Linked DNA regions of Mus musculus: regions 1, 2, 4, 5 and 6 are each linked to region 3. A link is a loop called in an ENCODE intact Hi-C map of the cell type or tissue named here. Cell type or tissue: heart. All regions are shown on one strand.

What was found. A loop is a pair of places that touch in the nucleus more often than their neighbours do. Peaks named below come from ENCODE experiments on the same cell type or tissue, not always from the same donor. Only the 100,000 strongest peaks of a DNase experiment are listed, where the experiment ranks them.
Region 1: it touches region 3 in a loop (2.7-fold over the local background); 8 of 42 quality-filtered maps call a loop at or near these places.
Region 2: it touches region 3 in a loop (15-fold over the local background); 3 of 42 quality-filtered maps call a loop at or near these places.
Region 4: a loop joins it to region 3, with 2.8 times the contacts of the local background. A loop is called at or near these places in 4 of 42 quality-filtered maps.
Region 5: a loop joins it to region 3, with 2.2 times the contacts of the local background. A loop is called at or near these places in 3 of 42 quality-filtered maps.
Region 6: it touches region 3 in a loop (2.4-fold over the local background); 8 of 42 quality-filtered maps call a loop at or near these places.

Annotation. Positions count from the first base shown.
Region 1 is chr10:118,855,420-118,859,419 of GRCm38, forward strand. Dyrk2 (dual-specificity tyrosine-(Y)-phosphorylation regulated kinase 2) reads right to left here. Exons shown (of 3, transcript NM_001014390.2): 3 at 3,930-4,000. Among named protein-coding and RNA genes, the nearest start is that of Gm40776, 8.7 kb to the left of the region's middle. In heart, no CTCF peak of the experiment used is centred here; no DNase peak of the experiment used is centred here; H3K27ac peaks cover 741 bases.
Region 2 is chr10:119,064,097-119,068,096 of GRCm38, forward strand. Gm33861 (a long non-coding RNA gene) reads right to left here. Exons shown (of 4, transcript XR_380851.2): 4 at 3,309-3,612. Among named protein-coding and RNA genes, the nearest start is that of Gm33861, 10 kb to the right of the region's middle. In heart, CTCF peaks have their summits at 2,050 (motif pointing right) and 3,919 (motif pointing right); a DNase peak (open chromatin) is centred at 1,555; H3K27ac peaks cover 1,567 bases.
Region 3 is chr10:118,797,987-118,801,986 of GRCm38, forward strand. No RefSeq gene overlaps it. Among named protein-coding and RNA genes, the nearest start is that of Gm33481, 7.6 kb to the left of the region's middle. In heart, a CTCF peak has its summit at 2,059; a DNase peak (open chromatin) is centred at 1,945; H3K27ac peaks cover 1,592 bases.
Region 4 is chr10:118,710,982-118,714,981 of GRCm38, forward strand. Gm33337 (predicted gene, 33337) reads right to left here. Exons shown (of 2, transcript NR_155867.1): 2 at 3,500-3,601. Among named protein-coding and RNA genes, the nearest start is that of Gm33337, 2.7 kb to the right of the region's middle. In heart, no CTCF peak of the experiment used is centred here; no DNase peak of the experiment used is centred here; H3K27ac peaks cover 1,099 bases.
Region 5 is chr10:118,590,381-118,594,380 of GRCm38, forward strand. No RefSeq gene overlaps it. Among named protein-coding and RNA genes, the nearest start is that of Ifngas1, 36 kb to the left of the region's middle. In heart, a CTCF peak has its summit at 2,443 (motif pointing right); a DNase peak (open chromatin) is centred at 2,441.
Region 6 is chr10:118,867,351-118,871,350 of GRCm38, forward strand. It overlaps Dyrk2 (dual-specificity tyrosine-(Y)-phosphorylation regulated kinase 2), which reads right to left and starts at 1,553. Exons shown (of 3, transcript NM_001014390.2): 1 at 1,371-1,553; 2 at 800-948. The coding sequence starts at 1,419. In heart, no CTCF peak of the experiment used is centred here; DNase peaks (open chromatin) are centred at 1,171, 1,771, 2,061, 2,551 and 3 weaker places; H3K4me3 peaks cover 3,603 bases; H3K27ac peaks cover 3,523 bases.

The sequences.
Region 1 (4,000 bases), 57 kb after region 3:
AAAAAAAACAAAAAAAAGAAAAGAAAAACCCTCAGAATCTGCATATTTCTAGTGAAGAAATAACACAAGGTTTTAAGGACGCAAGCCACCTGCCATGCAAAAGAGTCTCCCCAGGTTTAACAAACCAGGAAGAATCATACGAGAAATAGGGTGAGATTCCAGTTAGAAAAAGGGGTGAGATGTAAGGTAGGACATTAAAATTTTATTCTGAAATTATCTCTGGCCACAACAATAAAATTTAACAAATAATTCACTAAACAGTCTTACTTCTGCTCTGGCTGTACAATGCATACAGTATCATAGAACTGGTCGCTAGGGTTCAGACCCACTACAACACTTCCCATGTCAAGTGGCAACAGCAGCATCTCACAGAAATCTGTACATACATATATACACAGTCCACATTCAACCATTTCACATATTTTCAGTACACACAGTTGCAGCATTAATACAGTCACGTGTCTAAGGTGTTGCTCGATAAAAAACCCAAGCCCCCGCCTAGACATAACTGCAGCAGTTGAGCTGATATAATTACAATGTATCGTATATATGTCCATAGCAGAGAGATGTACAAGCCCCTAAAAACAGAGTCCACAAATACTTTTTTTTTAATGCTACCACAGCATTATGTTGGGCAATATTAAAACCTTTACCAACCGAATCCGTTGATTTTTTTTATTATTATTTTTTATTTTAAAAAAAATCTTCTGTTACCAGAAATAGTCTTGATGAAAAAAATTACAAAAAATGAATGTTCTCTTTTAAAATAATTCGCGCTTTTAAGATTCCAATATGGCCCAATGCTACTGATGCCTAAAGTGTTTTCTGACATTCTGATGGAGTCGTCTAACAGGACCCCACACCGCCCAGTAAGTTTAAAAGTGGCTTAAGTGTCATGCACCCAAATTGTAAAAATCCCTGGCCATCCTTACTGGAGCCAGGCACATAAAAAAAAGGAATGCACTTTGGTTCATACCAAATGCCCTGGGATTAACCAATCACACTATAAAATTAAATGGTTTGAGGTAAATTTTTACAAATACAGTTGATTTTTTTTTGTCTAGTGTTAGCATAACAACAAAAAAGTTATCGTTAAAAAATCAGTCTGATGTTAAGATACAACAAAGACCATCTTTAACCTCTTAAACGTGGGAATTCCTGGCGTAACTAACCAATAGTTATCTTGCTCAGCATCCAGTGACAATTCACGCCTTATGGTTTCTATTAAGGCCTATAAATCTAGATATTTAAGACAGATGTTATCTCCGCAGAGGTGGCATCCCTCTTTACTACCTCTCATTCAAAGAGTTAAAGAGGCCAAAAATGCATGCCCTGTAACATGGCATTCAGAACAAAAGGCACATTATTAACACTAAGGGCACAATTTCTCCTCTACGATGTTAATCTATGCTGCCCTGCGTCCCTCCGTGTTCCACGGTTGTGCTAAGAACACTCTGGTAGTGCAAGAAACAGAGCCAAGTGAGACTGCAACCAAAGACAAGACTACACTGTGCTATTCCTAAATCTGAAAACAGCTGAGACATCCCTAGACAATGGTAACCTGTGAGACCTGTTTCCAAGCCAACTCCTAGTCGCTATCAGAGCCCTTTACTTAGGTGAAGATCATGAAGAGGCAACAGTTTCATTTTAGACACAATAGTTAAATAAGATTCTCCTCAAAGCAGCGGTATCAGTAAATGCTGACACGGTTTTTGTGAATAAAGGAAATTTCACTGTAGTCCCGGGAGGAGGGTGGGGGGAGAGAAGGAAACAAAAGCCTTGTAGCACATGATGGTTCCATATATGGGTAAAGCTCCTCACAAAAGTTCCGCTGGCATCTACGAAGAACCAGTTTTGTGTGGTGGGGGAAAGGCAAACCATCTTAGTCCACTTCTAAACTGTTGCAAGTACAGTGAGGTTCTAGGGGAGTGAGTAACCTTAGACTCAGGCTCAGGCAGCAACCAAGTGAGAACAGAAGAAGGGAGCCTGGCGGGGAGGGGAAATAGTGTCCATTTTTAAAAATTTATTTTAATGACCTAAAGACAATAACCATCGTTAAGAGGCTCATAGCTTTATAAAGTCCCCAGACCGACTCTTTATACTTCTTATGCCTTTAAGCCAAAGTTTTAAAAATAAATACAGCATTTTTAAGCCCTCTAAGCCACTGATTGGGGGTGCTGTCACATGGGCATCTTTATGTAACTTATTGACATATTATTGCACTTCACAGATTACACAGAACTGTGTATAGTATGCTAAAGAGTTTGACTAGGGGAAATAAGCTATAATTGCTAAGTACAGGGGTACAAATTAATTTATCAATGACATCCTTAAATAGTAAAGCAAACATCGATATTACTAACTTATTAATAAGCTAATCTTATTACTGATTTTTGGCAAATATTTGAAATAATTCCTGAGCATATTTTTCCACCATCAACTGGCAAAGCCTCAAGATAAGAAAAATGTTTTATTCAAAATGACACTTTCTATTTTTTTCTTTTTTTTTCTTTTTTTTTTAAGTAAGAGAAAACATAGAATTAAAAAAACTTAACCGGAAACTTTCTTGGCCTCGCTGGGGACCGTGCTTTAAGTACTTGTAAATCGATTTACAGGCAATACAATAATATCTGTGCATATAAAAGATTATTTATCCTAATTTTTACTATCCAAAACCTATTGTCCAAACAGGCAGAAATCTTTCTCTATTAAATTGCACATACTAAAAAATTCTTTCCACGTGCCTTGAAATTGATATATATCACTGTTCATACATTAGTGATAAAATACTGAAATTTTCACTGTGAAAATAATTATTATTCAGAGAAGAAAATATTCTTTTACCTAACTCTCAGTTACTCTCTCAGGTAAAGCGTCATTCCCCACAAAAACACTCAGTGCGATTCAAAAGAAAAAGTCAACTCAACAGAGGAATAGTGTTTTTCCTGGGGCTCTTCTAGTGAATCAGAGAATAAGTCAGGCCATTTAACTTGACATTGGAATTTCTCCTCCCTTTGCAACCCCTATTCTTTCTAACGAAAGAGTTGATGCTTCCCCAGGCTAAGGGAACCTCTGTGGCACCTGCAGTGTGAACTGACTCCAGTCTAGGCGGCTAACTCTTCTTTGGAACTACGCAAATCCCCACCTCAGGTAGCTAGGCCGATGTTCTTTTGGGGTACAAAACTGTAGACAGAATGGCAGCTGAAATGTCTCTCTGTGTTATTGGTCTGGGATGGACAAAAAAGACAGACTAAACGCAGGCAACAGATGTGTGTGGTGGAAGAGGAGCGAACAAGAGAAAAGGCAGCAGGGAACACTGTGGGGGAGGGGGAGTCCTTAAAATTAGGTGCAAAAGCAATTCCGTAACCAGAAGGCTTCCTGATTATGACAGCCCGCCATCATCCTAGTGCCTCGGGAGGAACGGACACATCTCAGTTTCCACTTATCCACTAAATGCGGCTCGGTGGCTTAAGCACATCAGAATGTTAAGTGGGCAGTTGAAAGCGGGCAATCCTATTTTGTAATCATTTGAACAGACCGTGAGGAAAAAAAGAAAATCTCGAAAGTGCAGTTTTCCTTAGAGATTTTTCACCCCGGCCCCCCTTCTCCCTCCTCCACTCTGACCCAGATTAATTTATGAAAAATGGAGGCAAGGCGGGCTGCTTCCGTGTGAACCTGGAGCCAGGAGAGAGGAGGGGGGCCTCAGGGGACCACCTCCCTGGGGAGTGGGACGAAAACCACGAAAACAGAGTGAATGTGTTTGACCAATCTGTAAATGTGTGACAGTCATGAAGAATCAATGGCCTGCCACCAATGTGATTTCTCTGCCACACTAAATACAGTAAGGCTCATCGTACTTTTAGAAACACAAGGAAGGAAAACAAACAAAAAAACAAAAACCAAAAACAAAAACAGTTTCAGAAAGTATAAAAACTTAAAGCATTGTCCCCATGTATTTTATAAAAACAAAACAGTCTTACATCAAGTGCTGAAAAGATAC
Region 2 (4,000 bases), 270 kb after region 3:
ATAAGAGTAAGGGCTCAGCAATAGCCCCAGGGACCATCCCCATTCCCAGATCTCCAGCACTAGTATTACAGGCCCTTATGCCTGGCTTTTTACATGTCTGATGAGGATACACAATGAGATCCCTGTGTTTGCCTGTCTACCTATGTAGCCATGTCTCGATGCCCCCACCCAGGTCTCTGTGTTAATTATGCTCTACTCACAAAGGGTGTCCCTTATCACAAATAGTATGTACACTTCCCCTCCACTTGATAGGCTTATTTTTCCCAAAATCAGCCTGACTTCTTCCTCAACCCCGGCACTTCTGATGACATCATACCACCCAGCTTTTTATCTCGACACGCTGTCATTTCTAATGTTAATTTTAGCAATTTCATCAGTGGCCGTCAAGGAAATCAATATCCCACGTGGGCTAATCCCTGCCCTAGAGAAGAGCAGCTCTGCGACCCATCTTATTTGCTGATAGACTATCACACGAGAGGGTTTAGTCACTGGCTAATGCGATCCACCGCTGCGCTCTGCGTTCTGTCTCTGTGCTGGGCACTGATGGAGCCTGGAAATTAAAGATGAACAAGATGTGTCTTACTCTAAAGTGATTACTGACCCGTGGAGCAAGTTCTAGGCATTGTGGAAATTATTCATGAGGTGGGTAGGGCCAAGACTACCCTAGATCAGGGTGTCTTGAACTGTGGTCCCTCTGCCAACAATGGCACCATGACCTGGAAACTCATCTGATAAGAGCTTCCTTGGGCTCCTCTGACAACCCTGCTGTATTGGAGCTGTTCCTACAAAATTGATTTAGCATCCTTCCAGGGGTGTTGGCTGGGATAAGGGAGAGAAAGAACCTCCGGGTCTACACCACACACTCCCAACCTCTCTCTCCGTCTCCTCCTTCTTCTACAGAACTAGTAACATAGCCAGGGCACATCAGTCCAGAGAGACACTCCCCAAGATAAAGTAAAACACTGTCTTAGCACGTAAGGACCACACCGGACACCCTCTGCCTAGAACCAGAGAGATGCTTCTCGAAGATCAGCCGTGGTTCAGGCCACGCTGATGCGAACCCCTTCAGTGGACAAGAAAGCACGGAGGCTAAGATTGCCACTTTTGCCCCTGCTGCCTCGGAGGAAAACAAGCAATAGTCTCAGCTTGAGAACTCAAAGCGAAGGGACTCTGGGGCCATCGCGGTGTACGGGGGACCAGATCATGGTCTTAGCCCGTGAGTCCCGTGGCCCTGTGACTACTTTAAGTAAATTAAAGCACGCTGCTTTCTTTCTGGAATTCAAGGACAATGGATCCTGCCCATGGCAGACCTTGGCAGACCTCTCAGAACTCCTGGCCACTGGGTTTTTTTGTTTTGTTTTGGGTTTTTTTTTTTTTTTTTGGCTTCTTGCCACGTGTCATTAGTGACCTATTTTCCCTGCTGTGAGCTCAGCCATATCGAAGGCCCCTGAATCAGCAGTTTCTCCTCCACTTTGCTGGCTCCAGGCTGGTGAAACCGACACTAGCGTCACAGAGCATGCCACCTCGTATGCTCTCCCTCCCGTCCTCGGGGGAGGCGGAGAGCACGTGATCCTGATAAAGACGTAGGCTTTGACCTGAGGCTGCCTGGGAGAGCCCAGCTGTCGTGCCTCCTCCAGATAAACCGCTGAACCTGGGATTATTTTAGCTGAATAAGTAATCAGAACTAAAAATAGCCTTAAACTGCCTGGGCTTTGTTTAAACCCTGCCCAGGTGGGAAAGATAAGGTTTTTTGTTTTGTTTTGTTTTTTTAAATATAATCTAATTACAAAAGCATATTTTAAAACACTTTACTCCAAAATGCAAAAACTACTTTTACAACACGCCTATTTGGAATATAGTGCTCAGTTAATCTGGCTCTCTGAAAAAAAGAAAATGCCGTCATTTGAATTGCATACCGAGTTGAGATTACCAGTTGTTAAAAGCAACCAGAAATTGTGCTTAAACCTTCTAGGGATATCTTCAAACATAAATCCACGTGGGAAAATTACCCTTTGCTGCTTTAAAAACCAGCAAAAGCGAGCTTGCTGCCAGGCCTATTAATCTAGAAGCCACGTCCCACTAGAGGGCGCTGTCCTGGTCCGTCCTTCTCAGCCTCAGCGGCTTCCTGCTTTGTCCCTTTGCAGAGTGCTTCTTTTTTTTTTTTTTTTTTTTTTTTTTTTTTTTTTTGTTTTTTTTTGTTTTTTTTTTTTGTTTTTTTTTTTTTTCCATTTTTTATTAGGTATTTAGCTCATTTACATTTCCAATGCTATACCAAAAGTCCCCCTTACCCACCCACCCCCACTCCCCTACCCACCCACTCCCCCCCTTTGGCCCTGGCGTTCCCCTGTACCGGGGCACACAAAGTCTGCGTGTCCAATGGGCCTCTCTTTCCAGTGATGGCCGACTAGGCCATCTTTTGATACATATGCAGCTAGAGTCAAGAGCTCAGGGGTACTGGTTAGTTCATAATGTTGTTCCACCTATAGGGTTGAAGATCCCTTTAGCTCCTTGGGTACTTTCTCTAGCTCCTCCATTGGGAGCCCTGTGATCCATCCATTAGCTGACTGTGAGCATCCACTTCTGTGTTTGCTAGGCCCCGGCATAGTCTCACAAGAGACAGCTACATCTGGGTCCTTTCGATAAAATCTTGCTAGTATATGCAATGGTGTCAGCGTTTGGATGCTGATTATGGGGTGGATCCCTGGCTATGGCAGTCTCTACATGGTCCATCCTTTCATCTCAGCTCCAAACTTTGTTTCTGTAACTCCTTCCATGGGTGTTTTGTTCCCACTTCTAAGGAGGGGCATAGTGTCCACACTTCAGTCTTCATTTTTCTTGAGTTTCATGTGTTTAGGAAATTGTATCTTATATCGTGGGTATCCTAGGTTTTGGGCTAGTATCCACTTATCAGTGAGTACATATTGTGTGAGTTCCTTTGTGATTGTGTTACCTCACTCAGGATGATGCTCTCCAGGTCCATCCATTTGGCTAGGAATTTCATAAATTCATTCTTTTTAATAGCTGAGTAGTACTCCATTGTGTAGATGTACCACATTTTCTGTATCCATTCCTCTGTTGAGGGGCATCTGGGTTCTTTCCAGTTTCTGGCTATTATAAATAAGGCTGCTATGAACATAGTGGAGCATGTGTCCTTCTTACCAGTTGGGGCTTCTTCTGGATATATGCCCAGGAGAGGTATTGCTGGATCCTCCGGTAGTACTATGTCCAATTTTCTGAGGAACCGCCAGACTGATTTCCAGAGTGGTTGTACAAGCCTGCAATCCCACCAACAATGGAGGAGTGTTCCTCTTTCTCCACATCCTCGCCAGCATCTGCTGTCACCTGAATTTTTGATCTTAGCCATTCTCACTGGTGTGAGGCAGGGCTGGGGCGCGTTTCATCGTCACAACAATTCCTTCCTCCCTCTAGAGACACAGCCCCACCCAAGCAGTGCACCTGGCGGCCCCTCTGGGGCTATTTCTTCCTGCTCCGTGTTTTGTTTCTATCTCTTCTTTTCTGGCTCAGAAGTTACAATGAGCACCTACTGAAAGTCATTCAGAGAAGATGGACCAGCTTAGCTAGGAAGCAAATTGACCCTGCTGCGTCTGGATTCTAGGGAAACAGAAGGAAGACATGAGATGATGGATGAATCAAGTTATTCATTCGGGACCATTAAACACACGACAGGCGACAGATCCCGGAGAAGACCTCTTCTGTCTCAATACACTCCCACCCCACCGTGTGGAGTTTCTCACTCTCTGAGATTCAGTCTTCCCATTTGGAAGCATAAGATAACAAGATACCAACCCCAGCAATCAGTTCTTATCTTGGGTACTTTTGAGGGTCGTTTTTATTATTTGTATGTGTTCATTTGAGTGTATCTGTGTTATGAGTGTACAGGTGCCCACAGAGGCCAGAAGAGGGCGCCACTACGATCCCCTTGGAGCTGGAGTTACAGGGATTATAAGCCACTAGACACCAGCGCTGGGAGGTGAACTCA
Region 3 (4,000 bases):
TTAGGGTTTTTTTTCCAACATCAGTGTTTTTTGTACTTAAGAAAGGTCTTATTTTAAAACTATGGTTTTCATTAAAGTTACCATTTATCTTATTCTGTATTTATTTTATTTTGCAACAAATTGTGAAATGAAATACATGAATAGAATTCCTCTATTCTTACCATAGGAAGATAAATTCACATTGGAAAGATAAATGTCACATTTTAATGAGAGCCAGCTTACGGTTTGGCTCGGGGGAGGTGATCCTAAAGAGGGAATAAACAGGTGTACATTTTGACATTTCTCATTCTTAGCCATAGCATAAGCTTCCCCATTATTTCTTAATATTGGAGATACTTCCCAGGAGATCCCATCATGAAGATGAACTAAGTACCTTTGGGAGTTCGTGGGCCCTCATAAAGAATATCCAGAGGAAAACTTACTAACACAAGAAAAACTTACAGTTGAAATGAAAACGGAATGGACGAGAATTGGAATGTGGCCAGCTCCGTAAAGCGAATATGAAAGGGGCCACCCAAGCATGGCGTGTGACATAGGAAAGCCGGTTTGATGGATGTGCAAGTGGCGAGAGACTGAACCCAAGGCTAAAGTCACGTGCCTTCCCGGGTCCCTGAGAATTTCATTTGTTTATGGTGGGTCATGTCAAGTTGAGCTCCACTGCTCGGTGAACTTCTCTTTTTTTATGCATAAACTGATGTGGTTCATACAAGGGACATTTCCATCTTTCCAACTCCTAAGTCTTCATTCCTGGCTTTGAGGAATTTGTTCGACAGAGAGCCATGGTAGAAGGAAGAGCCTACCCAGCACTCAAAGCTGAAAGCGTCAGGTTGCCTGCTACTCAGCACGGGACCTTCTTACCTTAGGTCTAGGAGTCTGAGCAATACAGGCAAGCAGAAATTCACTACATCTGCATAGACTGCGGTACTCATGGACCACGGGTGGCAGAGGAGAAAGAGGGCATTCAGCAGTTGTGCTAGTACTGAGTCTGGGACCAATCATTCACATTAACCGGCAGTAGCATGCCTCTGGACCTAGTGGTTCTCTGCCGTTGGGTCTTGACTTCTTTGTCAAACCTCTATCTCCAGAAATATTTACATTACGATTCATAACAGTAGCAAAATGACAGTTATGAAGTAGTGATATGAAGATAAATGTATGGTTGGGGATCAGCACAGCATAAGGAACTGTGTTAAAGGTTTTGGATTAGGAAGGCTGAGAACCACTTCTTTAGCACCACCGCCCCACAGCCTGGCTGTGAAGAAGACTCGGTGCACCATGTCTTTTAGTTCCTGCCCAAATTTCAAGAACCACCTTATGACTCAGAGGTCTGAGGGCTTGTTATGAGTGCAAAATCTGTACCTTACCCTAGAGTTACCAAACGGACACATTAAAATATAGTAGAGTACTTCACACATAGTAGGACATTCATGAGTATATATACTGGTTATATAAATACATAAAAATAATCAAATTCGATTTTGCTGAAGTGATCTAAATTCTATTTCTTAAAGTATACACCTTTACACAATGCTTGTACCATTCAAAACAGTTAATTTTATATAACAGTAAAATCTATATATACTATATATTATATATACACATATTATATATCATATTACATATGTAATATATGTATATATGTGATAATTTTATTTTAAATACATTCATTCATACTTAAGGGGCTCTAATATTTATTGTGCCCTTTCAAAATATACTCATCTTTATCATTTCTCTGTGACACTGATTTTATTCTTTAAAGCTGGGTACATGAATCATATTCCCATAATGAACTGAGATGCTTGCTATTTTGGTCCCTGTCTGTTTCTCTCTTGGCTCCTTAACATGCCAGCTCCACGTGATCTTGCGGCGTATCAGCATATCAGCACATAACCAAGCAACCGAACGGCTACATTAAACAATTCCCCTACAAGGTCAGCCAAATGCTGTATCTCCAAAGACCGTACTGTATTTGGCTACCTGCAATTACTGGACGGTAATACCAACATGCTTTGAGTTGTCACCACATCAGCCTCAAGTGCCCTTGTGGTCACCTCAGGCCAGCACTGCTGGAGTGCCACTGACACAGTGCCTAAGAGAACACAAGGTGTTCCCATTCTCAGCCAGAAGGCAGTAAGCCCCGGGTCATGATTGATAAAGGGTGCAGAAGCAAGCTATAGGAGAGATGGCTGTGGCGGGAATTTAACGGAGAAGACACAGTCTAGTGCCACATTAAGGCAATCAGACAATTACCTATTTGTGTTCCCCAAAATGTTTCTCAACTGCCTAAGACTGGGGTGTTGGCATGGACCTCATAAGAATGCTTTTCTAATGCAGGCCGGTGGTGTTATGTATGAGCCTAGACATAAAACCCTGTATCAGGGACACATGTGATGTCCATAATTTCTAGCTCTTGTGATTACTAAATTACTACTATGACATGCCAGGTTCATAGACAGTTCACAAAATGATTTAAGACTAGGTTTGGGAGCACGTATGCCATTAATAACACACACAGATTTTGTTCTTTCTTCTCTGCTCCTCTCAACTATGGCTTTTAAAACAGGTGGTCACCACGGATTTAAAGAGATCTTGAACTATAGAGAAGCAGGCAGAGTTATCTGCTAGGTAGATTGGGCTAGAATCCCATCACATAGTCTTTCATTGCCTTCCTAAGGATACTGAGGTTTTCAGTTGGGTATCAGCCCTTCATCCCCACAGTCCACATGATGAAGGCGATGGGCATGATAGGACTTTGGGGGAACATCTCAGCCCCCTTGACAAGTAGCAGAATTTCATAACTAAGGTCTCAACTAAATGGGGCATTTAACCCTCTAACACAAGGATTGGGTTTCCCCCTCTTATCTAGCAGGTATATGAAGGTCCAAGAGAGGTCTGGAATTTTCCTCAATTGCTCCGCCACCTTACATTTTGAGGAAGTACCCTTCAACCAAACCCAGAGTTACCAACATGGCTACTCTCACCAGCCAGCATATCCCAAGAATTCCCTGCATATATCCCTGAGGCTGGAGTTACAGACAGGTCCCTGCACCCACCCTGCATTTGGGTGGGCTCTGGGGATCTGCAGTCCAGTCCATCTCCCTGATTGGGATGTTCTTTAGTTACTGAGCCATCTCTCCAGGTTCCTAAATTTAAAAACCAAACAAAGAAATAATAAACAAACCAGGCTGACTAAGATGCCCTTCTTCCCAGGAATCATGAAGCTTTCTTTAAACCATATTCACCTCTATCAGCTACTTACTGTTTGTCTGCCTGTCTGCCTGTCTGTCTGTCTGTCTGTTGTTCTAATCTATACACCAACATCTTTTATTTTAAAAATGTTTTCTCAAAATCAAGATATCTAGGATTTCTTTTAACAGATGGCTCCCCTTTTCGCCCCAGTATAACTCCTTCTCAGGCACACAACCCCTGTCTCTGCTCTACAGGCACCCTCCACAGAACTCTCCAGCTTAGCTACACTTGAACTCAGCTGTTCTTCCCTCCCTAGCTAGCCTCCTGGAGGCTGGGTCTCTCTTCTGGCCCCAGGCGGGCTCTACATTGAGCAAAGTCTCAAATTCTGGTTGATGACTTTGCCTTGCTATACAACTATAGAGACATGGTTAAAACAAACAAACAAACAACAACAACAACAACAACAACAAAAACAATTACTCTCTTCTACCAGGCATAAGACCTGTGCCTGGCTGGCCCTGGAAACCTGACAGGGAGACAAGGAAATGCAGAAGACAGACACACAGACTCGCGCATAGAAAAGACAGAAAGCAGGTGACCTGTGCTCACCACACAACAACCCAGAACCGGATCATGTTTATCATGTGCAGCTCGGAGGGGAGGAGTCAGCGGGTCTCAGTAAGAGGTCTCTGCAGGCAGGTGGTGCCAGGCTGCAGTCATCTGGGTGGAGGGATCTGTGGTGGCTAGCTTTTGCACACACTGCCAACCTTTGCACTCGGACCACAGGAAGGCTCTGCCATCCCTCTGTGCC
Region 4 (4,000 bases), 87 kb before region 3:
TTCCAGGGCATTGGAACATAAATCTCAGATTCCCAAAGTAAAGTTTAAAAGAAAGCATGACTCCCAGGAAGGACATTTTAATAGTCAGAAGTTATAGGGAGGCATCCGTCCCAGCTCGGTTTATTATACATAAAAATATACATAAAAAGGTGCCCGGAACTCTAAAGGGGGTCTTGTGACCTACCCTCAGCTCCTCCCAGGAGATCAGAAAGTAACAGATCAGAACAGATCAGTAACAGATCAGAAGGTAACGGAGCCTTCATTTCAAGCCGGATCTTAGGGAGGAGAGGCTCACTGTGAGTACTGACTTAATAAACAGTAATTATCCTAACAACGGAAGAAGCACAATCGAAGCCGTGAGCCTGACATCCCCGGCAGGAAGCTTGCCTTTGCTCCCATGTGCACTGGAGTATTTCTAAACGTCCCTAAGATACTCCCACTCACAAGGTCTGGGCTCGCTGGAGCACGCTGGACAACTGATTCTGAGTCCTACTTCGCTGTTCAGTGTTAATCTAGGAACCAGAACCAAGGCTGGCTTGAAAACTCGAGGAGTTTTAATAAACTGCCCAGACATCCATTTGACAACAAAGCCTGGCTCCCTGAGAGGCTCCAGGCTTAGTCTTTTGAGAGAGATTTGCATTTCTCCACATGGGTGTTCTGAATGACTCCGAAACAGACGGCAGAAACTTAACAAAGAGTATTTATAAGTGTTCCTTAAATCCCTTCTCCAACCTGCTCACTGAGCAGCCACCCATTGACTAAATTTAGGTGGTGGTGGGGGGAGGAGTATGAGCCCTCAAAGACATGGAAGCTCTTACTGAAGGGTGTGGCCTAAACGGAACTGTTCTAGAATCTGCTGGCCCTAAGGGTTTCCTCAGTAGCTTACAAATATGTGTTTTAACACTAAATCAATATGTGGTTTCCTGCACCTGAGAGGTGACCTATGTGTGTGGACACCGTCCTGTGAAGGGAGCCCCCAGAGCCCTCCTTTTCAGTGTTCTGTACTTTCCGTTCGCCTAGGAACATGGCAGTCAGCAGTGACTGGTCATCCTCTGTTTAATCTCTGATGGCAGAAGGGGAGGAAGGGCATGGTTTTATTTCTGGCCCGACTTATTTCAGTCTTAATCTTTTTTGGAAGCAGAGGAAAGATGGCAAGCCGTCTGGAACATTCTTTCCTGCCGACTCAGCAGAGAGCAAAGCATACCTTTCCTTCAGAGGCCCAGTGACATATATTTTATTTCACGTGGGATATGGAGCAAGGTTAAGACTTGTCTGGTCTGTGTGAAACCTTTATACTGCCTACTCACGTTACATCTCATTAACCCACTGCCGGGTTGCACGCTTCTAGAACATCTTAGCTTCTAGACGGCCCTCTTGCAGTGAACTCTGGAAGTCTTTGGGGGATTTTTCTGTGTTCCATGGTCCAGCTAATTTATGTTAATTATGGTACTATGAACCACTGATTTCTTCTTAAGGGTTCTATTTGTACTTCATCTCTTGTTTTCTGGTCGACTCCATGGTCTCTCCTTACAATACTCTACTCAAGACTACTAGGACTGAAGAAGAAGATGGAGGAGGAGGAGGAGGAGGAGGAGGAGGAGGAGGAGGAGGAGGAAGAAGAAGAAGAAAAGAAGGAAAAGAAGGAGGAGGAATCAATTTTTCTTAAAGACAAACAATAATTTAAAAGGAGCAGCTTAAATCCAGATTGTGATTGGGATATGATCACAAGCGTTAACAAAGTAGCTAATTTCAGGGAGGAGGGAGAGAAGGGGAGGGAGAAGGGGGAGAGAAGTGGGAGGGAGAGAGAAGGGAGGGAGAGAGGGGGGAGGGAGGGAGAGGAAGAGAGGGGAGGAAGAGAGGAGAGAGGGAGAGGAGGGAGGGAGAGAAGGGTAGAGGGAGAGGGGGCAGGAAAGAGGGTGCTCCCTTCTCTCTCAGGGCCATCTCTCTCCAGTCACTTGCTCCCAATGCTAATTCAGTCCCATAGGTAATAATTTTAAACAAGTTTTACCCATCAGTGTTTAGCACGGAGCTGGGTTTACATTCCATCTCTCATCTCTCTCCTGACTGACAACCACTCTTCTGTAAGTCCTCTGCACACACAGCACACCCCAGCAGAGGTGCCTTAGTCCAACCACCCTGTGGGTGACGAACTAAAGGATCCTGCGGGTGAAGTATAGTGAACAACTCACCACACTCTGTTTTTATGTCAGGGAAGTTCAAAGTGCAGTGGCATCAGAGAAGCTACACGGTTAAAATCACGGGCCATGAACACTTGTAAATGGAAAGCTGAGTTTAGGTAGTCCCAGTAACATAGATAGCTTTTTTCTTCCTCTCTTTTTCCCAAGGACTCACTACGGACAGGATTCCATGGGACCTGGACTCCTTGGGATCTCAGGTTCTTCTCTCTGTGTCTTTCTCTGTCTCTCACTGTCTCTCTCTGACTTTATTTCTCTGTCTCTCTGTCTCTCTGTCTGTCTCTGTCTCTTTGTCTCTCTGTCTCTCTCTGTCTCTGTCTCTCTCCGTCTCCTTCTCTTTCTGTCTGTCTCTCTCTTTCCTCTTTCCCTTCAATTTTTTCTTTTGTAGTACCCATGTCTAACAAGCCCCACCCTTGTCTTTTATGGCCCAGGTACTTTGTATAAGCCTTCTGATAAAAAGCTACTTCTTTTCTAGAAATATCCTCTTCCGAGAAAATGAGAGCTCACCCCACACACTGTATCACCTACTAACTTCTTTCGTACCATACCTCTTATTTATTATCCTTGTTCGTTTTTTTTTTTTAATTCTCCATTAGACAATGGAGTCCAGAGTCATCCAAGTCTACCTACCACCATGTGTGTGAGGGCAGAGAGCTAGGTAAGTATTTGAAATGGGGCATCGATGGAATGGTCGACCCAAGCACATAGGATTGAGCATAACTTATTTTCATGATATCAAAATCAAAGACAGTGAAGTCTGGACACAGAACTATTTAGTCTGGTTCAATTGTACGAAACATGGGGCTTTATCTTCCTTCTGAGGGAAGATTGGAAATAAATAAGAGATGCAGCCCTGGCAGAGGTGGCCTGGCCAGCGATTACTGCCTCCTCTCCCCCCCCCCCCCCCCCCAGCCCCGACCCGATGCATTCAGCACCCTGTGACTTAATGTGTAGCCAGGCTTTCTAGAGGCATAAATTTCCATTGTTGCTATGCCCGTCTCTACAGATGGGAAATAAACAGCCTGTTTCCAACCCACATAAAACACAGATGCCTCCCAAACCACAGGTTTGCCCTGGACACTTGCGACAGTCACGCCAGCTGTCTGTGTTGTTCCTTTCCACAGATCTACCCACAGACGAGGTGACTTTATTATTGCGGGGAGGGGGGAGGAGGGAGGGGGAGGGCGAGAGCGAGGGGGAGGGCAAGAGAGAGGGAGGAGTCTGAGACAGCAAAGTAGAAAGTAAACACCGGGCGCATGCCCAATTTCATCCTGGAAACTGTGAACCTCTAAGAGTCAGTGAGCAGGGGAAGTCACGGAGACCCCGTCTCCGTCCTAACAGCTTCTGCTGTCATCCATGAGGAACCCGCGGCGCCACCTCGAATCCGCCACAGCTGCACGGAACACCTGTAAGACCAATTTCTGTAAAGTGTGTCATTTCAAGAGAGTTCAGGAGACACAGAAAGCAAAGGTAGAAGAAGCCTCCCAAGGTTTTCTAAAAATAAGAACAAAGCTTGACTTTCAGACAGCAAAGGCTCTACTGGCACTAACCTCCACAAGTCTATATTTGGAATGGCAGGACCAGGGGAAACAGCCACCAGGAAGCTAGGAGAGGTGGCTGCATATGTCTAGATAATTACGTGATTGACGGGCCACACTGTGTGAGGCCAGCCCGAGGATCTTTTTTCATCCATTTTTCTTGCTTTGTTTTTCTCACAAACTTATCCCTGCCTTCTGCTTTAAGCAATGCCTGTTCTCCGGGATCCTGAGGATGGTAACAGAGGAATGCCAATCATTTGCATCAGG
Region 5 (4,000 bases), 210 kb before region 3:
CTGATTATGTTCAGTGAGCAAAAAAATTTAAAAGACAAATTTGTGGTCTGCTAATAATTTACAGATATTTGTAATGTTAAAACATATGACATCAAGTATAATACATTAAAGAAATATATGTGTGAAGCTTTTTATTATATTTAAATTAATTATTTTGTTAATTTACATCCCAAATGTTGCCCCCCTCTCGTCCCCCTCCCAGAGTTCTTCACCTTATCCCACCCCCTTCACTTCTGAGAAGGTGCTCCCCTCCCTCCCAGGCATCCCCCTTCCCTGGGGCATCAAGTCTCTACAGGATTAGGCTCACCCTCTCCCACTGAGGCCAGACAAGGCAGGACTTTGCTACATCTATAGTTTGGCAGCAGCACTATGTGGTGCTGCTAGAACAAGAACCTTTGTATAGGTTTAAGGATCCACAATAGTTCTCCCAAGCATCACCTACTTTGTGCTCCTCAGAATCCCGAGTCTCCTCTGGCATGCCATTCACTAGAAAACATTATAAGAATTTCATTCCGTGCTTGTTTTTTTCTTCTTCTTGAGATGGTGAGCAGGTAGAGGGGAGGACCTGCATCCTACTAATTGCTTCTTCCCTGAAACACGCATTAGCATGGTGCTTACTAAACTCTCAGCTGATAGCGAAATCGACGGGACTGGTAGTCAAAGACTATATGTATATGTACATGTATATGTAGTTGTATATGTATAGGATGTATATATGTGTGTATATATGTGTATACATGCATGTTTATGTATATGTATATGTGTGTATATGTATATGTATGTATATACGTATATATGTGTATATGTATATATATGTTTATATGTGTATACATGTATGTTTATATATGTATATATGTGTGTATATGGGTATATGTATGTGTATATGCGCATATGCATATATGTGTGTACATGTATATGTGTATATGTGTGTATGTGTGTGTATGTATATGTACGTGTATGTGTATATGTGTGTTTGTGTGTATATGTGTATGTGTATATATATATATATGTGTGTGTGTGTATGTGTGTGTGTGTGTGTGTGTGTGTGTGTGTGTGTGTGTGTGTGTGTATATATATATATATATATATATGCTGGCAGTTCAGACATAGGAAAGAACACTTGCAAGGGAGCTGGCTAGACTCAGGGATGAAAGGGTTCTCTTAAAGTTCTCGTATTTGGACCTAAGAATCCCAACCACTGTGTCACACCACTACCTATGGAATCTACCTCCAAGGAGCAAGTAGCTTTTTTTGTTTTGAATGACCGCCCAGCAGAGCTTGGGTCTTAAAGGGGCTCAGCCCATATGTGGTGAACGCCATGTCTTGGTGAATGTGCTGGATTATACAATGTTGGCAAACCAACTCCTGTTGAGGATTAGGGCTCTCTTGTCTGTAGCTCCCAACATCTGTTTTGGCTTTTATGTAGAATCCTGCTTCTCCGTATTGTTTTTATTTTGTGTTTTCCCCAGACTCATGGGTGGTGTTTGTCTAAGATGGCTTCCGACTCTAAGGTGTGAAAGGTCCCCCAGCATCTCCTAGTGAGTTTGCTGTTTTGTTTTACATAGTTAATTAATTAATTAATAACATGGCTTAACTGCCACTTTCCTTTATGGTTTTGCTTCTTTGGTTGGTTAGGTGGATTGTTAAGACCATCATGCTGGGAGAGCAAGTCCTCGGCCTCTTTTTCAGAACACTCTAACTTGTAGATTAATGCTCCCATCTCAGTTGATGTCTTTAGCAGGAAAAACAAGTAGACATCATAAAGCAAATAGGTGAGTGTTGGAGGGATCAGAAATTGAGAAACTAGAAAGATTCTTCACACTAGATGACAGCCGCACGGTCTCTTTAAACAAAATCTAAACTTAGCTACGTCTTGGCTTTCAGTTACCTTAAACATGCTCACTCTAATCTTTCAAATCTAGCCAGGTGTGATGGTGCACACCTTTAATCCGGGCACTTGGGAGGCAGAGGCTTGTGGATCTCTGAGTTAGAAGCCAGCCTGGTCTATAGTTTGCGTTCCAAGACACAGAGAAACCCTGTCTCTGAAATGAAACAAAACAAACAAACAAAAACAAAACAAAACAAAATATAAGTGGAAAAGATAGAATTTAAGTATCAATCGAGCAGTTTACCTTTCAGTCTGTTTCTTGGTATGGATATGCCTGATAAATAATTTTTAAAGCCCCATTGTTGACTTTGTCTTCTAAGTGGATCTAACCCGCAGACGATCAATTCTCTTGTCCTTTCTTTTTCTCCTTTGGCCTCATTTCTCTATAAAGTTGTATTTTTAAAGCCAAAAGGCCGGTGTGGATTAACTTGAGCATCATTAGGATGAGATGGGTGAAAAGAGAGAAACTGAAATGCCAACGCTACCTTGGACCAACGTGGGATGGCTAGACACACAAGGGCCACCTTTGCAATAGCCCTCAGTTCCGATCTTCGCCACTAGGTGTCGGTAAGTAATCTAATTGGATGTCTAATTTAGGACTTCAGCAAATAAGTAGCATTGCGCTGAGTGAAGCAGAAATAAAAATTAAGGTCATATGGTCTAAATAAAACCCCGAAGATTATCTCTAACGGTTATTTGAAAACAGCGGGATGGGTCCTTGGACTATGAATTGGAAAGTTTATAAATTAACAAGAACACACAAAGAGGTTCGGCCCTTACTAGGGAAAATGAATAAATCTTATTTTATGGATGCTTCCATCCCTCTGTTCTATTAAGCGGGGCACCCTGCTGCCTGTATTTCCATGAGCGGAACGAGATTTTATATGGTCTAAGAGTATTGACTGGACTCTTGGCTTCTGCTGAGACTGGCTCCTCTGCTCAGTCCTTCATTGGCACATATGTTTTCTTGTTGAGCTGTTTCAGAGCACACGCTGAGGTATCCTGAACTATCTGAAAACCCAGCTCAGTAGACCGAACCCCTGCCTACAGAGTCATTGTTGGGTGAACTCCTTGCTTATTCTTCAAAATATTTCTGGTCTCTTAAGCCTGACCACAGGCAGTTCTCTCTCTCTCTCTCTCTCTCTCTCTCTCTCTCTTTCCAATACATAGCTATGTGGCCTTTCCCAGCTTTTACAACAAATGACTTTCAGTGCCTCTGACTTCTCTAGACTGTGACTTCATGAAGGACAGAGACCACTGTAGAAGCCCTTGCTCAGTTGGGTTGCTGCTGGCACACTGATTATTGTTCTTATATTCCTGAAGGCTCTGGCCAGTCAGGGCACCGTTGCTGGCCTCCTGCCTCCCATGGCTTCATGTTATGTCAGCAGGAAGCAAAGTATTTGTGTCTCATAGTAGTAGGTACTTAGGAAGGATAATTAAGTATTCACCAAACTGATGTGTAGTTTTGTCTCGTGTGTTGGTGTATTTGAATGGTGTCTTCAGATGTTTGTAAAGAGAGCTGTTTATTATACATCCATTGCCAATCTATTTACAAGCAGTTACACAGCAGAGGCGTGGGGATTGTATTTATGAAAGATGCTAAATCAACACTTGGGAGTCTATTTCGAAGCAAATTGCAGCATTTTCCCAACCCTGAGAGAAATAACTTGAGATTAGAAAACATCTTTTTTTCCCAAAGAGTTTAATACACTTGCAAATACACACCAGTCTTTCAAACTGTTAACAGTAATTACATTTACATTTCATCGGCGTCCTTAATTTTTAAAAATGAGTATAAATTAGAAATTTACAAACTAGTGAAAATTAAGATACATTTATATAGTGCTTATTGCAAAGCTGTTACTGTGTTGCTAGAGGAGGGAGGAGGTGTTCATAGGACAGGCTCCATCCCTCAAGAAATGGACAATTAATTAGAAGGGCTTCAAATCTCGAGTTCTTTTGTTAAAAGCTAGGAACCAAAGAAAACTTGGTCGCCATGAGAGAGCAAGGATTTGGTTTCCAGGCAGGGTTTTACAGGATTGTGGCACTTCAAACCTAGACTCTAACATCTGCAGAGTTAGGTTTTCAAGTTTCTACTTCATGACTTAGCCA
Region 6 (4,000 bases), 69 kb after region 3:
CTGCAAGCGCACACCTCCTCTAGGCTCCAGGTCACCATCCAAAGGCCATCGCTGGGAGCCGAGGAAAGGTACATTCTGAAGTCACATCCAGCTTGCCAGTCTCTACAGCTACCAGTCCCAGGCTCCGCTCTCCTCCCCAGGGACTCAAGGGACAGCCCTTGTCAGGTGCCCTTCCTTTGCCACCTACAAAGCAAAGCCCAGTCTTTCCTTTTGAGCAATATCCACGTTGAGAATCCTGCGGGGGGGGGGGGGTTGTTTTGTTTTGACTACTGCTGTAGCTCTTATTTTTGTTAATGTTAATTACAATTTCTGCTGTGCTCAAACCTGTAGCTCTCATAAAACATGCTTACACACGCGGGGGACAATTGGCGGGTGCTCCCTGCTGGCTGGAGCCAGGCCTCGGAGGCTCTTTGGGGGATCGATTTTCCGGGCAGGGTAGGCTAGCTGTCCCCTAACACATACGTTTCTATAAATATCCACTACCCCTGGGGTTGGGAGTAGATGTTTACCGGGTCGGGGGGGAAGGGAGCTCTGAGAAGCAGAGATGAAAAAAGGGGGAGGGGGCGCAAGGAGGAAGTTCCCAGGAAAAGGAGCCTGGGGTGGGCGAGCACCAGAGGGAAGCAAGGGGCCCACGCCACGAATCTCCTTTGTGGCAGCAGCTCGGGGCTCGCCCAAGTTGCAGAGGGCGGCGTCGAGGACAGGCCCCTGCTAGGGGCGTGGAGATTCGGCCCTCTCTTCCCACAGTCGGAACCCAACAAGCCAGGGGTCTGCCTGGCGCCCACCCGAAGCCAGGTCTCACCGTGTGGGCTGTAGTGGTAGCGTTGCTGGCCCGGAGAGGCGGCAGGGCGATGGGGGAGGGCGGGCCGGTCCCCACTCCGCTTCGGGGAGCCCCCGCGCCGATCCCCGGGGAAGCCTGAAGCTGGCGAACGGCGGTGTCCCCTCCTCGGCCTGGGAGCCACGCGCGGGAGGAGACAAAAGAGGGTCAGGGTGGGGGAAGAGAGCCACCCAGACCCCCCGCCCCCGCCCCGGTGGGCAGCGAACCCCCTCTTCTAGGGAGAAGATGGAAGGAGACACCCGGCCCGGGAAAAGCCGGCGGCGTGCGGGAAACAAGGGGGGTCGGGACGCGACTCCCCAGCGCGCACCCGCCAGCTGCAAAGTTAAGTTCGCGACCCGGCGGGGAGCAGTGCTGGGCCGGAGCTCCGGAGCCCACGTCGCCGGGCCGGGGGAGGGGAGGGCGGGCCACCGAGAAGGCGCAGCGGCGGGGTCGCGCTCCGGATGGCCCTCGCTCGACCCGCCGGGTTCGGGGATCCCGGGGCACCAACGCGCGCAGCCCGCGCCCCACGCCGCCGACAGGGTCCCGGGGCCCTTACCGGTCGGGTAGGCGGCGGGAGCGGCGGCCGAAGGTTTCCTGGTTAACATGGCCGCGGGAGAGGAACGTGCATGGCAGTGCTGCCCTCGCCGCCGGTCCCGCCGCTACTCCTCGCCGCCGCCGCCGCCGCCTCCTGGTCGCCCCTCACGCGGGTCACCCGCGCCTCGTCGCCGCCTCGCTCCCGCTACAGCCAGACACACGCAGTCCGCTGCATCCCCTCGGCCCGGACCCGCCGCCGCGAGCCCCCCGCTCTCCTCCTCGCCGCCGCCGTCCCCCTCGTCCTCGGGCGGCTGCTGTACCCCCCGGCCCGTGCACATGCCTCGCCCTCCCCTGCCGCACCGCTGGCCTCCCCGACTCCCTCACATCGGGGCCGCGGGGAGCGGGTTGCGGCCGCCGGGACCCACTCGCTCGGGAGCCTCCTCCCGGGCCCGCGCGCGTCCGCGCACACTCGCACACACGCTCGCCCCCGCGGCTCGCGCCCGAGAAGGCCAGCCCCGCCCCCGCCGAGGCCCCGCCCCGGACTCCCCCCACCCCCCACCCCCGGCCCCAGCCACACAGGCTGGCGGCCACCCCACCCCCACCCGCCACCCCGGGAGTCCCACCCCCTCCGATCTTCCGCAGAGCCGCCCTCCGCTCCCAGGAAAACTGCGACTCCGGCTCGCCCTGTGCCTCCCCTACGGCCATCTGCCCTCTACCCGGGTCCCCCTCGCCCCTGCGACGCCCCTCCCGGCACTACCGCGCAACCTACCGCGGCCGGCCTCCTCCCGAAATTGCTGCAGAGACCACTCCCTCTTCCATCACGCCCCTAAACACCGCTCCTAATGGCTGCTCCCAGACAATACTGCGGCCCCCCACCCCTGGCCCCGACCCTAGTCCCTGTCCCTGTCCCAGTGGCCCAGCCAGCCCCTCTCCCCAGTTTATCATGGAGAGAACTTAGTTGTATGAGGGTCACCTCGGAAAGTCAGGCTCCGAGGAGGGACTGCGGCTGAGCCTGGTGACCCAAGCATGGACGAAGGAAGGGGCTGCCCTTCCACCTTCATTTCAGCCACGCACGCCCTCCCTGATTCACTGACACCGAGTGACCGCTGCCCTCCAGTCGCTAGGACAAGGGGAGGCAGACAGGCGCCTGTGGACCGCAGCTGAGGTAGCAGTTGGCTGTGGGTTGCTAGGCAAAAATAAACATCAGAGACACCTCCCATTTCCTTACAACTCCAAGCCTTTCCCCGGCGCGGCGCGGCCACTGAGACAGACACACCTTCCTTTCAGCTCTCTGCTGCACTGGTGCGACACCTCTGATTCCTCACATCCTCGGAGGAAAAGATTCCTTTTCCCTTTCCCTTCCCAGACACGTGGAGAATTTCCCCGCCCTTTTCATTTGTGGTCTATAGCCTCTGTTTCCCAGAAAGAACAAAAATTTTCTTCTCTGTCGTCGCACACCTTATGCTTTGTCGCGCGTGGCACACTTGTGCACCTTTGTCCACTTGGACAGCCAGGTGTGGAGGGAAAGCTTCAAAAAATCCCAGCAGATAGGGAAGAAAGTTGGACCGCATCCAGGCATGCACTTCCTTCCTGGGAGGTGCCTAATTTCTGAAGTGCTCCTGGAGTCCCGGGTCCATTTTTTACTGTCCTGTTCATTGTGTCTGTCCCCAGGTCCCCGAGAGTGCTGGCCCCAGCTAGAGCAGACTTCAGTCCAGAGGGAGCTACCTCCTGCTGTTCTGTGGGCTCTGCTGTTTGCAAATTGTCATAGCAACCTCCTACAAAGATCACCTCAGCTTTATCCAAATGCCAAAGGGACCGGCCCACATTACAGTGTGACCCTCTAGGGCGCCTACAGAGTAATAAGAGGAGGGCACACTCCACCCTCGAAGAGAATGAGAGACAGAGACAGACAGAGAGGAGAGAGGCAAGCAGACAGGCAGAGACACACAGAGAGACAGAGACAGACTAATTTCCTTCCGTTTGGGGGTCCTTTTACAAGAAAATAGGGCCACGGTACAATATTAATAATCGGCTCATGCCATGACCTAAATTGCCCCTAGCAAGAAATCCCTCCCTGCGCTTATCGCCTGCAAACTCACTCGGGAAGGCTGGAGTAGCATTCAGAATTAACCAACAGAAAGGGGATACTAAGGAGCAGCTACATGGCTACAATGTATCTGAGATCCTCGGAGTGGTCTCGCTATTGCTATGCTCGCAGCCTGTGCGCTTTCAAGAAAATTCAGGCAGTTTTCCCCCTTACTCTTTCTAAACAATTATCTCCTTCCCATCTTATTTTTTGAATACTCCATACGACTGATGTTTGAAAAGAATACTGTTCTTAAATATCAATTCCAGTATCAACTTATTTCAAATACCATTGCTTCAAAATTAAATAAATAATAAGAAAAATCATAAATAAGAATACTAATAGTACAGGTACATTCTAGCTCTGTTTCCAAATTAATAATATTAATAGAATAAAAATAAGGGAAAATGAACACTTTTTTTACAAAGAAAATTATTTGCTTTAATTAAAGAAAAGGGTATGTGTCTCATTTAGTGAACTTTAGATAAAATACCTTTTACTCTATGACAATTTCATAATGCAAACTATATATTGATCATATCTACCCCCAACTCTCTCTGCCCACT